Linked DNA regions of Homo sapiens: region 2 is linked to region 1. The links are chromatin loops, found by intact Hi-C in ENCODE. Cell type or tissue: MCF 10A. All regions are shown on one strand.

Region 1 (8,000 bases):
CAGGCTGGAGTGCAGTGGTGTGATCTTGGCTCACTACAGCGTCCGCTTCCTGGGTTCAAGCGATTCTCCTGCCTCAGCCTCCTGAGTAGCTGGGACTACAAGTGTGCACCATCATGCCCAGCTAATGTTTGTATTTTTAGTAGAGACGGGGTTTTGCCATGTTGGCCAGGATGGTCTCGAACTCCTGGCCTCAAGGGATCCTCCTGCCTCAGTCTCCCAAAGTGCTGGGATTACAGGTGTAACCCACTGCACCTGGCCAGATATAATTCTTTAAAGGAAAATCAGACTGCTTACACTGCAAAGTATAATGGTGCCATGGACCAGGGGAGAGATGATGCCAAGCAGCCAAACTGGGTACAGATTTTGGAGAAAGGGCTGACACTGGAAAATGACCTGAGGCAAGACAGAAAACAAGGCAGTGGTGGGGGTGCACCTGGGTTTTTACCCTGACAGCTGGGAAGATTCCTACAATACAGAAGGATGGGGGTGTTGGACAGGGCAATGTGAGATGACGCATACAGGGTGATGAAGGCCTCTTGGCCTTTCTTCTTTTGGACATGTTAAATTTTAGATCCAAAATAGGAATCCAAGTGGGAATGTTCTATTAACATGTTTGATACATGTCTGAAGTTTAGGAAAGAGATCACGGCCGGAAATACAAATTAGGGCATCGTCAGCACACAGATACCTAAGTATTTATTTTTAAAGTTGAAAACCCAGAAGCATTCACTTAGAAGATGTTGATTAAGAATAAGGAGGAGCCGGGCATGGTGGCTCATGCCTGTAATCCCAATACTTTGGGAGGCTGAGGTAGGTGAATCACCTGAGGTCAGGGGTTCAAGACCAGCCTGGCCAACATGACAAAACCCCATCTCTACTAAAAACACAAAAATTAGCTGGGCATGGTGGCAGGAGCCTGTAATCCCAGCTACTTGGGAGGCTGAAGCAGGAGAATCACTTGAACCTGGGAGGCAGAGGGGAGACCCACACTTATATAAAAACTACAGTATGGCAGATCATTGAGGATGAAGGACTATTCAATAAATGTTGCAGAAAAACCTGTTATCCACATGGAGAAAAAAAATTTGCATCCCTACTTGACTAAATTCTAAGATGTTAAAGTCAGGAAAGGCAAATTTTAAAGAATTTAGAAGAAAACACAGGAAGGGTAGGCGTCTTTACATTGGAACCAAAATTACAAATCATTAAAAAAAAAACTTTCAACTACATTAAGATGAGGAACACTTGTTCATCAAACAATATGATGAAGTCAAAATGCAATGTGATATCCAGGACTAGGTCCTGGCACAGGAAGAGGACATTGGGGGAAAAACTGGTGAAATCCAATAAAGCCTTTAGTTTAGTTACTAATAATATGCCAAAGTTAATTTCTTAGTTCTGACAAATGTACCATGGCTACAAAAGATGATACTATTAAGAGAGAACTGGGTACAAGGCACATGGAAACTCTCTGTACTGTCTTTGCAAATTTTCTGTAAACCTAAAATTATTCCATATTTTAAATACAGAATTATTCCATATTTTAAATACAGAAAAAAAGTGAAAAAGCCATAAAAAAGAATAGATCTGTGTATTAGTTCATTATCTCACTGCTGTAAAGAATTACTTGAGACTGGGTAATTTATGAAGAAAAGAGGTTTAATTGACTCACAGTTCCGCAGGCTTAACAGGAAGGATGACTGGGAGGCCTCAGGAAACTTACAATCATGGTGGAAGGCGAAGGGGAAGCAAGCATGTCTTAGCATGGCAGAGCAGGAGGGAAACAGTGAGGAGATAACTGCCACACAATGTCACGAGAACAGCATGCGGGAAACCACCACCCCCATAATCCAATCACCCCCCACCAGGTCCCCGCCCCTGGCACGTGGGTATTACAAGATTACAATTCGACATGTGATTTGGGTGGGGACACAGAGCCAAACCATCTCAATCTGAAACCCATATAACCAACAAGAAACTAGTTCTAGAACATATATAGACTTTCTACAAATCAGTAAGGAAAAGACAAACATCCCATTAGGAAAATGGGCAAGGGACACAAACAAGCATTTCAAAAGAGGAATCACAGAACTACATATTTAAATATATGAAAAGATGCTCAATGTTACTGGTACTTGGGAAAGCAAATTAAGATCATATTTTATGCCTGCTAGTTTGGCAGTAAATGTTGGTGAGAACATGGATCATTGAGAACTCACATACACGTAATACACTGGTCCAATCACTTTCGGAAAAATTTGACACTACTATCTTCTAAAAGTGAACATTTACATACTCTCTGATCAAAAAATTCCACTCCTAGGTTTATACTTTAGGAGAGCTCTCAGTCAGGCATGGTGGCTCATGCCTGTAATCCCAGCACTTTGGAAGGCTGAAATAGGTGGATCACCTGAAATCAGGAGTTCAAGACTAGCCTGGCCAACATGGCGAAACTCCGTCTCTACTAAAAATACAAAAATTAGCCAGGCGTGGTGGAACATGCCTGTAGTTCCACCTACTCAGGAGACTGAGGCAGAAGAATCGCTTAAACCCGGGAGGCAGAAGTTGCTGTGAGCCAATATTACGCCACTGCACTTCAGCTTGGGTGACAGAGCAAGACGCTGTCTCAAAAAAAAAAAAAAAAAATCTATTGAACGCTAAGAGCCAGGCACTGGAATATGGAGATGAATAAGATACTTTCTTTCCATAGAAACATCTGTGGCCTGTTTATATACTTAACAAAGCATGTGCTTTACAGCCATCATTTGTTAAGTCTTAACAGTTTATCTTGCCAAAATAAACAGACTGGTAACATATCACAAGAGGAATTTAGGAATAGCATCCTCTGACTCACCCAGTCTCCAAAAAAAAAAAAAAAAAAGCAGGATATTTTCTAAGACCTATCTTGGTTGTTTTTTAGGTACATATCTAACACATGTTATCGTGGTTTAATTATTCATATACATAAAAGTATAACTAAAAAGTAAAAGTCTTATATGCCTTTCTATTATTAAAAAAAGTTTTCAATAATCCCTCCTATTAACACTCTGATATTAGAACAGAAGATCAGAGGTAGACTGCAAGAGCCTCAACTCATTGGATGGCAATTTACAGTAAGACTATGGACTTCTAAACAGCCTTCTGGTTTCTTTTGGAGATAATATAACTCATCGAGCAAAGTGTGAGAAATATGGTTGTTGACAATTGGCAACTAAATCTTTCAGTCTAATCACAGAAAACTGAAACCTAACCTAGCGCTTTTTCATAATACCCTGGCCCTGCTCCATGGCCACTCTGGCCAAAACCCAGCAGCCAAGGCAGCAGCACGTGCACAGAGATGACTAAGGAGACCAAGCTAGACACTATGTGCTCATGCCCTTGGTATTGTCAGGCCTGCTGCCAGAGAGGCTTTGGAGAGGGGCTTAGAGCTTACGAGACTACTTGACCCCACTTTACTCCATCTGGAAATGCAGGGTGGAGAAGGTAATCAAATTATGATATCAGCACTTATCTCTCAATGCCCATAATTACCTTGGAAGTATATAGAGCAATAAATTTGCAACCCTTTAGTCATAGAAAAAAATCTTTTACGTTTTGGTAATTATGTTGAATACATAATTCCAAAATAGTGGTTACTTTTATTTATGAAAATGCTGTCAAATGAAGCTTTGAAAAGAAAACTTTCAATATATGAAATCTGTCCCCTTTTTGACATCAAATTGAATTTCAGAGATTAAAATCTAACAACACTACACGATTCCAACTACACGACATTCTAGAAAAGGCAAAACTATGGAGACAGGCGAAAGATCAGTGGTTGCCAGAGGTTGTGAGGGGCAGGGAAGGATAAATAGGCAGAACACAGAGGATTTTCAGCACAGTGAAACTACTCTGTATGATACCTTAATGATGGACATCACACACTGGTCCAAACCCATAGAATGTACAATGCCAAGAGTGAACCCTATGTACACTATGGACTCTGGATGGCGATGATGTGTCAATGTCGTTTCATCAGCTGTAACAATGTACCACTCTCGTGTGGGATGTTGATGGGTGAGGGTGGGGAGGCTGCATGTTTGAGGGGGTTTGTATTTTCACCCAATTTTTGCTGTGGACTCAGAACTGCTCTAAAATATAAAAAGTCTTTATCTATATTTATATTTATCTATATAAATCTAATATCAGGTACTGTAAAAATATGAGCTAAATCTCATGCTAAGGTAGTTAGTTTGTTTTCCTGTGAACAGCAACTAATCATCATGACAACTCCAAATCCTTTCAATGAAATTGGAAAGCTTTTTCTGTTGATCATCAAGATTATCTTCATATGTAAACATAAATAACGTGTTAGATATGTGATTCACAGACAAAAAATGCAGTGAGATGAATATGGGCAATTCATTTTCACAGAAAATCTTATGTCTACAGAATATCCTTCAAAAAGTTCCTTTTATATTATTCTTTACAACAGTTTGGAAGTGAAAACAGCTTCAACTATCAGAGATTGTAGAAGCTGCAAAAAAGTGCCCAAAACACTGGCTGGGAAGTTCACCAGCAGCATCTGCTTATAGACTCACTTGGCAGAAATAAGTAATGTACCAAACACTTGCATGCAATAACAGGAGAAGGAAAAAACCACAGGTTAAAAAACAACAGAAAAAGGCTCCATCAATATACTATACTATTTCTTAATCTGCGTGGTTGATACATAATCGTTCATTTCATTATTCTTTATATTTTTATAACATAAAACTAGTACTTTATATGAATGAAACATTTCACAATAACTTTAAAATTTACAGGCATCAGCACAATCCCCACGTCTAACAACAAATCACAAATAATATTTGTGCTGCACAGTGTAAAACATTAAGAAGGACATATGAACGATTAAAGACTGAAAGAGCTATACTATTAGTTTATGCTGTTATTCATCTGCTATTGGTATGTAGATTCTTTCCTAGCGAAGTATCATTTAAGGCAAATATGGGAACAATATAGTGACACAAATGTCACAAAAAAAACTTCATGAACTCTCCACTTAAAAATGTAGGAATTTAGAAGTCTTTGAATGTCAAATGAAAAATAAATCCACGTCTAGTTATTTTTATTTTTTCTAGCTAGTTCTTAAAATACAGAATTAATTTAACTTCAGAATACCTATGCAGCTGACAGTATTCCTGGTTTCTGGAATCCCCCAAGAGAAATGGATTTAGTAGACAAGTATTGCAGCTGTTAGAAAAATCTTACAGACAGATCACTTAAATATGATATGGAACAATAGTTATAACAGTAAGTAAGCTTTATTCTAAATCCACTGCACTAAAGGTGCAAGAATTCTGTGAAACTTAACACTGGTTCTGCACTAGGATTGGTAAAGCAGATTTAAACAATCAGAGCTGACTCATACAAGTCATGAAATATTACATGGTTATCATCCAATTAGAATTAAAACATTAAAACAATTCTTAAAACACTTCTTTTAATACGAATCTGTATTTAAGGTAAAATAGTAACTAGTTTTCTTCCAAATATCCTGGTAGAGCTAAAACTATTGTTATTATTTCTAAAAAGTATACTTTTAATGTGCAAGCTTTAAAAAATACTCATGGATTTAATTCTATCTTTTAAGCAGAGGAAATGAATGTGCTTGATGGGTGGGGGGCGCTGGACAGCCAGCTTGCTCTCTCCAGTATCATCAGTTTATTCTTTTATAGCTACAAGAACCGTTTGGTGGGGATGTTGGCAAGGATCTTCAAACAATCCATCCTTTCATGGGTGAAGGTGCAAGGTAGACTACACAGTTACACTGTACGGACACAACCATCCAGAGAATAAGTATTGTTTTCCCTCTTATCACTGAGATATCCCAAAATTTATGCTCCCCACTTCTCAATCTGTAATTTGGCTTCAATTTATGGCTTCCTTTTTGTCACATAACCTCACTACAAAGTAATTACCCAACAAGCCAGAGAAATTAAATTCTGAATCAAGAATGCTGACCTCTAAATACACTCACTCACTTGACAAATTGCAAATTTATTTTATTGCATTACATTCTATAATCAACTTCCTAAAAACTTTATCAAGTACCTTTTTCTTTACTACCTTGTCCTGCTGGTCTTGAGATTAGGCTACAAATATACTAAAACTAGATGTAAGGTTCTTCCTTTATAAATTGTTATTTACCACGATTGCCCTTATACACAACACATACATCAAAATGCATATACAAAATACCTCAATGCTATGAAGGCTGCTCTGTTCCTGTAGCAACATACTGCACAGCTTCACCTACTTGGCTGAACTCAAAATGGTTAATTATAAAAGAAACCAAGAAACAAACTAGAGTATACAGTTCTAGTCATATTCTCCTTGAATTTCACTGAAACAATTCAAATGCATCTACTATTATAAATCTTTTATAAAACAGCTGTTGTATTAATATGAACAATTATTGATAGAATTTTAATCTTTTTTTGAGACAAAGCCTTGCTGTATTACCCAGGCTGGAGTGCAGTGGCATGATCTCAGCTCACTGCAACCTCTGCCTCCCGGGTTCAAGTAATTCTCCTGTCTCAGCCTCCTCAGTAGCTGGGATTACAGGAGTGTGCCACCATGCCTGGCTAATTTTTGTATTTTTAGTAGAGACGGAGCTTCGATGTGTTGGCCAGGCTGGTCTCCTCACCCGACCTCAGGTGATCTGCCTACCTCAGCTTCCCAAGGTACGGCCGTGAGCCACCAAGCCCAGCAGGATTTTAATCTTTAAGGCAATACTTTTTCATCTCCACATTCATTCTTACCTCTTCAGTTCAGCAATAGATAATAATTTGATTTCTGGGTATAATGAAAAAATTCTTATCTCCAAAAAGTCTCAAATAATATCAAGAAACTTCTGCAGCCACAGAGAAACTTGGCTGAATACCAGAATTGCTCTTTGTGAACACAGACTCTCAGTTAACTGCAAGTCAGAGTACTCATAAATATGTCTCTTCACTCACATGCTAAAGCCACCCAGCAAGGTGGCTTTATGACATGGGTTTCAAAAACACACACTGGTATCAAGAATGCTTCTTCCTATGAAGATGCTCTTCTTCCCTTGCTACACAACGTTACCACCATCAAAGACATGAATTGCTATTAAAAAAGATGATAATCTGTATATATTCCTAAACAAACACAGCTCTGAAAAAAGTATTCTCACAGTAAAACAAAGTCTTACATGTGGAACCTGTTTTCCTACTGGAAAAAGAAGCTTTCAATATTTCACAAAATTACAATTATAAAAATCATTTAAAAAATAATTTTAAAAAATTAGAATTATAATTAGTTTGCACCAAACAAAACTCAACAGTTGTTCTTATGTGGTAAGAGTGCACACAGGTTTTCAATAAAAGCTATTATTTTAAAGGCTCATTTTAAAAAATTATTCTACATGTTATTGCTTGTAATAAATTATTGTACACTATACACGTCCCCCTCCCCCTCCCCTTTGTTTTTTTGTTGAGATGGAGTTTCGTTCTTGTCACCCAGGCTGGAGTGCAGTGGTGTGATCTTGGGTCACTGCAACCTCCGCCTCTCGGGTTCAAGAGATCCTCCTGCTTCAGCCTCCCAAGTAGCTGGGATTACAGGCGCCCGCCACCATGCCCGGCTAATTTTTTATATTTTTAAGTAGAGAAGGGGTTTTGCCATGTTTGGCAGGCTGGTCTCGAACTCCTGACCTCAGGCAATCCGCCTGCCTCAGTCTCCCAAAGTACTGGGATTACAGGCGTGAGCCACTGAGCCCGGCCTATACAGGTACTTTTCATGCAGTTAATCCACGTCATAAAGCAGTAGAAGGAATTCATACCCTGACTTTACCAATAAGCTAACATGCTCCAAAAAAAAGTGAAGCAGCTTGCTTGAACTCTTGCTCTTCATGACTGCCTGGCCTGTAACTGTGCAGTCTCCCTCAAAAGTTCATCATCTTTTCATCCCATGTTAACTCCCAAACTCAT
Region 2 (8,000 bases), 460 kb before region 1:
GTGCTATTTCTGCCCTTGTCCATATCCCCACCACAGCATGCACTTTGGATTCCAGGCACGCTCCTTGAGTGTGACCCCGAGGCCCTCTGTGGGCTCTTGGAGCAGGGCAAAGCTGGGTGTGCTGGGGCGCAGCACGGGCCTGATGCCCTGAGGTTGTTTGTTGTGCTGGGCTGGAGGCGTTCGAAGAAACGTCCAAGGAGGCTGCTAGACTCAGTTCTTTCTTTCTGTTTTCCCTCCACCTCCTCTGCTAGTGGAAGCTCCATGTCTCCCAGGCTCGTGAGCTGGCAAACACCCCGCTTGCATGGTTCAGTGTTGTCGTTGGCGGCAGGCGTACGTGGAAGGCCAGTTACAGAGGGTCTCTAGGGCTAATGCATTTCACAACACACCGCCCTCTGACACTCCACGCTCTGCTTTTCCTCCAGAACCACTCCCTTTGCAAAACTCTGTTTCAAACAAAAAGAGCACAAAGAGGCTGACCGTGCCTTCCTCCAACCAAGCTCCCCTCTCCACAGGTGCACAGCAAGAGCCCTTTGTCTGTGATGGGACAGGCCTGGGCTCCAGTGAGCAAGACAGGCACTGTGGGCCCATCCAAATATTAACTGTGGACACTTTCCTACTTTGAAAACATGAGACTTTGTACTCAGAGCCCTGCCCTCCAGAGAACACAATTACTTCTGTTTTTCTTTTCCTAGTGGAAGGAGGCTTGACACTGGTGATGGCCTTGCCTTTACAATGCTCAGGGTTTGGGAAAGTCAGGGCCTAGGGCTGCTGATCTCCAGGCACTGTCTGCTTTCCATCTATCCTCTCTGCTTGGTCCCTGAAAAGCAGGAGGGAGACAGGAGGAATGGGAGCATGAATGCCCTCAGGGTCCACGGGGGATCCCGGAAGGCCTAGAACACCAGGGGTCTGGGCTCCACCCATGATGGATCATGCCTTTGGGGGAAGATTGGCCTACACTCATGTCAAGTAATAAGTTTTACTTCCTGCACCTGGTGTTAGGTTGGTTCTAAGATGCAGCTGTAACCTGTGACTAAGATCAATATTTTTCATGTCACTATCTGATCATACAATGGTCAATTTATCGATTTAGAAAATTGTTGCACAACGAGGCAACACCGAGTCATGACTTAAAAAAAAAAAAAGTGGATCTAACCGAAGCTAGATTGTGGCTTATCACCTTTGATTGTCAGTTTCTTGGGTCAAATCTTAATGCCACATTGACCACTGTGTCAAGAGAGGCCAGGTTCCAACTCAGCTCCGTGTATAGTGTTCATGGAATCTCAATGCTCATCAGGCGCTGCTGGGGCTGGGCCTCGGGGAGGGGCAGGCTCCTGTCAGCACAAGTCACCAGCACAGGTTTTAACCAGCCAGTCTGGGCTACTTTTACCACTGAAGCAGTGGGGCGAGAAACTCTATTTTACAGTGTTTCTAAAACCTCTGTGAGCTAAAAGTAGAAGCAACTCAAATGCCCCTCACCTGATGAATAAACAAACACAGTGTGGCATCCTCGTACAATGGAGTATTATTCAGCCATAGAAAGGGAGGAAATAGTTGTGCTCGATACAGTATGGATGAGGCTTGGAGACATGATGATAAGTGAAAAGAAGCCAATCACAAAAGGACAAATAATGTATGATTCCATTTATAAGAAATGTGTGGAATAGGCACAGCCATTGAGACAGAAAGTAGGTCGGTGGGGGATGGGGAAAAGGGGAGAATGGGAAGTGGCTGCTCGCAGTTATGAAGTTTCTTTGTGGAGTGAGAAAAATGCTTTAAAATTGGTTGTGGTTATGGTTGCACAATTCCGCAAATATCCTAAGAACCACTACACTGCAGACTTTGAAGAGGTGAATTGTATGGTATGTGAATCATATCTCAGTGAAGTGTTTCTTTGAAAAACCCACATAGGTTTTATTGCATATACAGACCCATTTAAAACAATTAATGTAATCCCATTTAATGTAATCAAGGGATGCCTTTTTAAATGAACGCTTTTATGTTTAGTTTGTGAGAAAGTAAATTTCTTCCCATTACATCTTAGATTCACCCACTTGGTCAGAAGTGGGCTGGTAGACATGGTTAAGGGTGTGAGATCCCAGGACTTTAAACCACAGTAACTGTTTCCTCAGAGGGCCAAAGTGGGTAAGAGAGAACAGCCACGGCCTCACCCCCAGCACAGGCACCTGCCTTGGTTCTCATGTCACAGGCAGGAGACTTTCTGGATGGTAACAGGCCCTGGAGTGCCCACAGCCAGGATTCCTCAGAAAAGCCAGTGGACCACACACAGCGATGCTTCTCCAACACCTGGCAATGTGGAGGAAGCACAGAGAACTTGAAGTTCTTGCTGAGAGTCACTACAGACCACTGTCATTGCCCACTTGACAAGTTCCCATGCCAGCCCTGCTCTTTCCTCACACTCTGAGACCTCTGCCCATCCTTACTCTCTGCTGTTGACCTGAACCCACATCTGTTGACTGGAATCCCTGTTTCCCCACCTCCCGTCTGTCCACCGTGCTGCGTTTCCCCTGCTCTCCATCCTCCTGTACAGTGGGTGTGTGGCATATCCTGGCTCCTGTCAGAAAGCCCCTCTCGCCACCTCTTTAAGGAACTGCACCTGCAGGAAGCCCACCCCCCTCCCTCTCCTGCACTGTAAGACTCTGTGTGCTTGGGACTATTGGGAATAATGTATAATGTGCTCCAGTACATGGCACCTGCTATGTCTTTAAACTCCCCATTGATCCCAATCTTCTACCTCCCTTACTATATCTCTGTCCCCCCACCTTGAGAGATAGTCCCAAAAGAACTGCTTGTAATCACTGCCTCCACTTCTTCCTCTCTTGTTCCTGCCACATCCCATCATCACTTCTCCATCCTCATTTTATTTGACCTCTTGGCACAGTTAGCAGTTGGCACAATCAGCCACTGTCTCTTTCTTGACCCACTCCTTTCTCTTTGTTTCTGCGACACCATACCCTCCTGGTTTTCTTTTCCCCCTACTTACCGCTGCTTCCTGGCCTCTTTACTCCCTCTCCTCCCCGAGCCTGGCCTCTAAATGCTGGAGTACCCAGGCTGGTCCTGGGCCTTCCCTAAGGCTTCGCAGTTTACACTCTTACTGCTCACCTGGTTTCTGGTAATCGGGGCCTTCAGTTTTCATATCTGTATGAGGACAGGCTAGGAGGTAGTGGCCCAAATAAGATAGAATGGTGAACCTTTTTGTGGGCAAACCTGAGAATGTTCAAAGAATGGCATCCTCTGTGAAAAGCAGGGCTAGAAGAATACACAAAGGAAGATGACAAAGCTTTCTTGGCCTGAGAGTCTAGAAGACTTCAAAATAAATGTATTTTAAATGATTAAGAGTATAATGAAAGGAAATAAAACTGAAACAAATTACTAAATCTCTACCTCCAATAAAAAGAGTAGATTTGAAAAATACTCAACTAGGACTTCTAGAAATTAAAAACATAATTATTAAGATGAAAAACTCTTTAATGAATTTAAACAATGGATTAGTACAGTTGAAGAGCCAATTTTGAACTGGAAGATAAATAAAAGGAAATTACTTCAAAATTAGCACTGAGAGATAAAAAGAAGAAAAATTAGGAAAGAGGGGTTAAGAAACATGGAGGGTAGAATAAGAAGGTCCCACATATGTTGAGAAGGAGAAAACAGAAAAGAAGAATATTTAAAGAGCAAGTAAACGAGAATTTTCTAAAAGCGAGGAAAGATGTAAATTCTCAGATTCCAAGGTCACAAGTCTGAAGTAGGATAAAAATAAATAAATCCACACTGGACACATCACAGTGAAACTGCAGAACACCAAAGAGACACACATGATCATAAAAGCAGCCATAGGGCCTTGCACAGTGGCACACCCCTGTAATCCCAGCACGTTGGGAGGCTGAGGTGGGTAGGTCATGAGGTCAAGAGTTTGAGACCAGCCTGGCCAACATGATGAAACCCCATCTCTATTAAAAATACAAAAATTAGCCGGACGTGGTGGTGTGCACCTGTAATCCCAGCTACTCGGGAGGCTGAGGCGGGAGAATCACTTGAAACCAGAAAGTGGAGGTAGCAGTGAGCAGAGATCGCACCACTGCACTCCAGCCTGGGCAACAAGAGCTAAACTCCATCTCAAAAAAAAAAAAAAAAAAAAAAAAAGCAGCCACAGAAAAAATGTGCACAATCTACAAAGAAATTACAGTTATACTGACTTCTTAAAAAGCAACAAGAGAAGCCAGAAGGCTATAGAAAAATAGCTTCAATGAACTGAGAGAAAATAATTGTCAACCTGGTATTGCACATTCAGTTTAAATATCATCCAAGAGTAAGGACTTCTATATCCGGGTTCCTACTTCACAGCACCCTATTATTTGAAAGAATAATAGGGATCTCAGACTTGACATGGTCAAAATAAGAAGTCTTATTTTTTTCCTCCAAATATGATCCTTAATTTACTTCTACCTCAGTCTTCCTCATCTCAGTAAATACTTTCACCATCCACTAGGTTGCTCAAGCCAAAAATGAGTCATCTTTGGTTCTTCTCATTTTTTCATTATTTCTCCACATCTAGCTCATCAGCAAGTCCTATGATTTTATCTACAAAATGCCTTGTGAACCTGTCTGTTTCTCTCCATCCCCATTGCTACCATCCAAGTCCAAGCCCTCCGTAGTTTCTCTACCTGACCTTTCCTGCAGATATCATCTCTCTTATACCTCTATAAACTATTCCCTACACAGAAGATAGAGGATCTTTTAAATTATAAAATATTCTATATTATTAACATTACATACATTATATTTTATAGTTTGCAAAGCATAATAATAAAATAACACTTGTGAACTCACCCCACAACTGAAGAGTTAGCAGAATGTTCCTGAAAAAATTAAATCTGAGTGTGTTACTCCCCTGCTTACAACCTCTAATGGCTTACGTTACCCTTGAAACACAATCCTAACTCCTCACTTTACCAGACTCCTTCTCTCCCTGCCTCTCTATGTTCTCATCATATCAACTCTTCTATTTCTAGAATATGCCCAGGGCCTTTGCACTTGCTGACACCTTTGCCCTAGACCTTCAGCGGGATGGCTGTTTGTGTCATTCAGGTCTCACGTCAAATATCACCTTCCCAGTGAGGCCTGCCCTGACCATCTTTCCACATGATTCATGTTTCATTTTCTTCACAGTAGGTATTACCATCCAAAGGTATCAAACTCATTTTGTGGTTTGTTTCCTGTCTCCCTCTTATAAGCTCCATGAGAACAGACACCTTGTCTGTCTTGTTTTTCCCAGGTTTACCCTTAATGCCTAAAACAAAGTCGGTTCTCAATAAACAGTTGTTGAGTAAATAGGCAAGCCAGCACAGCTGAACTAAGTTGTAAATAGTGAATTGTGGTCAACACTCCCTTGTTATTAGACTCTTCTTTGAGCTCTTTGTTGTAGAGCTCATGTTATTCTTCTATGAAAATTTCATCACAGTGGTTGCTCCCAGAATCTTTAGAAACCTTACAGCCGGCATATTATTCCAGCGTCCCTAAATCTACCTTGGTTTGGAGCATTGGAGAAAACTTCAGATTTGCAACCGAAACCTCATCTCACTCTGGAGAGAGCTAAGCCCTTGGGCTGTATTCTCCTTAAAAAGTGACTGCTGGGGACGTGACCCAGCACTATTTTTCCCTGATTCCTCTAATGAATTTAGCCAGATTATAAGGTTCTAGATCATTTTGTGTGTTTCCCCATGGGTTCTTAATAAAGCACACATGACCTTTCTACTTACCTGCTTGCTTAAACTATAGGTAATTTTAGATCATGAGAAAATCTCATGTTGCCCAACCACTTCTAAGAATCCTGTGCAATGGCCTGGGGTTCCATGCCTCTTCCATAAATTCATTTCTGTATTGAGCATCTACCACATGCAAACACTGGGGCTATATGCTGGGAATAATACTTCAGTGGTTCTTAGACATCAACCTGCATGCCAGCTACCTGTGGTGTTGATTAAACATGCAGACTTCTGTGCTCTAGCTTCACTTTGGTAAGTTTCAGGTAGGACCCAAGATTTGTGCTTTTTCACTCATATCTCATCTAACACAGGAGGTCTGCCAAGCACACTCACACGAACACCTGAGGGGAATTGGCTGGCATTTGTAAATGTATGGGAAACACAGCCCAATTCTCATGTCGTATATGAGTACCCATGATCACCTCCAAAGCAAAACTCTCATAAAACACTGGGGCTCCAAGTTTGCCCAAATGGTGGGCGTCAGTTCTCTTTTCCCAGCACCACTGCTTATGAAAAATTCCACTCTACATAGCCAATCATTCTTAAAAAATTAGATTGCTACAGAGGTAACAAATGGCCAAAGTGCTTTTTTTAAATTATTAGAGATAGATAGATAGATAGATAGATAGACAGACAGACAGATAGATAGATAGATGATAGAACCATTTGAGCAGAAAGTACAGAGAGCTCTCTTGTGCCCCAGCCTTCCCGTTTCCCCTGTGATTAACATCTCACATTAATTAGTATGGTACCTCTGCTAAAGTTAATGAACCAATATGGATGCCTTATTATCAACTAACAGCCATGGTTTGCAGGCGGGTCACTCTTAATGTTGTACGTACTAGGAGCTTTGACAAACGCATAATGTCTTGCATCCACCTTAACAACATCACACAGAATGGTTTCACTGGCTGGACAATCTCCTGTGCCCTGTGGCCTAGATCCCTCCTTCCCTGCCTCCAAACAGTACATTTAATTTTAACAGATGCTCTCAAAGGATCAAAACTAGCTTCATTATTCATTTTCTTGTTTTTATAAATATTATTAGTCTTGAAGTATGAATTTGGATTAGTCTTTGAACTTCATATAATCCACTTCTTATCGTATTGCTATCACTACTGCATCAGTATAAACAGCACCTGGAAGTCATTTCCAGGAGCCCTTGGCTGTCAGCTGGCTACATTCCAGAGCTGCTCCAGCCCCGCGCTGTGTGCCTTCCCTGAAATGCCTCCGGTCCTCACATCCATCATAGTCAGGCTCCGGGCTGCGATCCCCCATTAATACCCAAGAAGGGGGGTGTTCCATGGTGCTGGAGTTTTATTAAAGTTCACATCAGGGCCAGGTACGATGGCTTATGACTATAATCCCAGCACTTTGGGAGGCTGAGGTGTGAGGATCACTTGAGGTCAGGAGTTCAAGACTAGCCTGGGCAACATAGTGTCTACAAAACTTTTTTCTTTTATTTTTAATTAGCCAGGTCTGGTGGCACATGCCTGTAGTCTCAGCTACTCAGGAGGCTGAGGCTGGAGGACTGCTTGAGCCCAGGAGTTTGAGGCTGTAGTGAGCTATAATTACACCACTGCACTCCAGCCTGGGAAAAAGAGCCAGACTCTGCCTCAAAAAAATAAAATAAAATAATAAAGTTTATGTTGACCCACAGCCTAGGCAAGTCTTTCTTACAGAACATATGCTCAAAGAATTGTATAACTAGCTGTGGTCTAAGGCTCAAGTTTAGGGGGTAACCACACCCTCTCCAGACACCTGGCTGCAGGGAGGGAGGAAGAAGATCCCAGCCTAAGTGGGTGTGGCTGGGAGGACAGTGGCCCTGAAAGGCCTTGGCAGACATGTTCCTGAAGGACCTTGCAGGGGACTTTATTTGCTATACTGACCCACTACACATGGTATTGGGTTTGGCTTCTGGTCATCCCCAAGAGGTGATCTGCAGGGGGCCCTACCCTCCCGTCTCCTCCGACTCCTGTTTATCATGAAAACTGTAATGGACAGAGAAGTTTTCTATGCCTCTAGGTGGTGAAAATGACCAGATTTGGTTGTGGGGTCATAGTGGACACTAAAGATCAGCAAGGGAAAAAAGATGTGACTATAAACTTTCCATTCTCACAGTTGTTTTGAGACCCGAGTGTACGTTTAATGTTTTCAACAGAAGAGGCTGCATGAAGAAGAGTAAGTTAACCGCGGGGAGGCTGTGAGAATTTTTCTGCG

Evidence for each region. Peaks named below come from ENCODE experiments on the same cell type or tissue, not always from the same donor. Only the 100,000 strongest peaks of a DNase experiment are listed, where the experiment ranks them.
Region 2: a loop joins it to region 1, with 5 times the contacts of the local background. A loop is called at or near these places in 1 of 110 quality-filtered maps.

Annotation. Positions count from the first base shown.
Region 1 is chr13:20,811,330-20,819,329 of GRCh38, forward strand. All of the region lies in intron 9 of XPO4 (exportin 4), which reads right to left. Among named protein-coding and RNA genes, the nearest start is that of EEF1AKMT1, 41 kb to the left of the region's middle. In MCF 10A, no CTCF peak of the experiment used is centred here; DNase peaks (open chromatin) are centred at 2,692 and 3,322.
Region 2 is chr13:20,349,666-20,357,665 of GRCh38, forward strand. No RefSeq gene overlaps it. Among named protein-coding and RNA genes, the nearest start is that of MIR4499, 80 kb to the right of the region's middle. RefSeq lists an enhancer at 237-759. In MCF 10A, a CTCF peak has its summit at 4,509; DNase peaks (open chromatin) are centred at 1,776 and 4,506.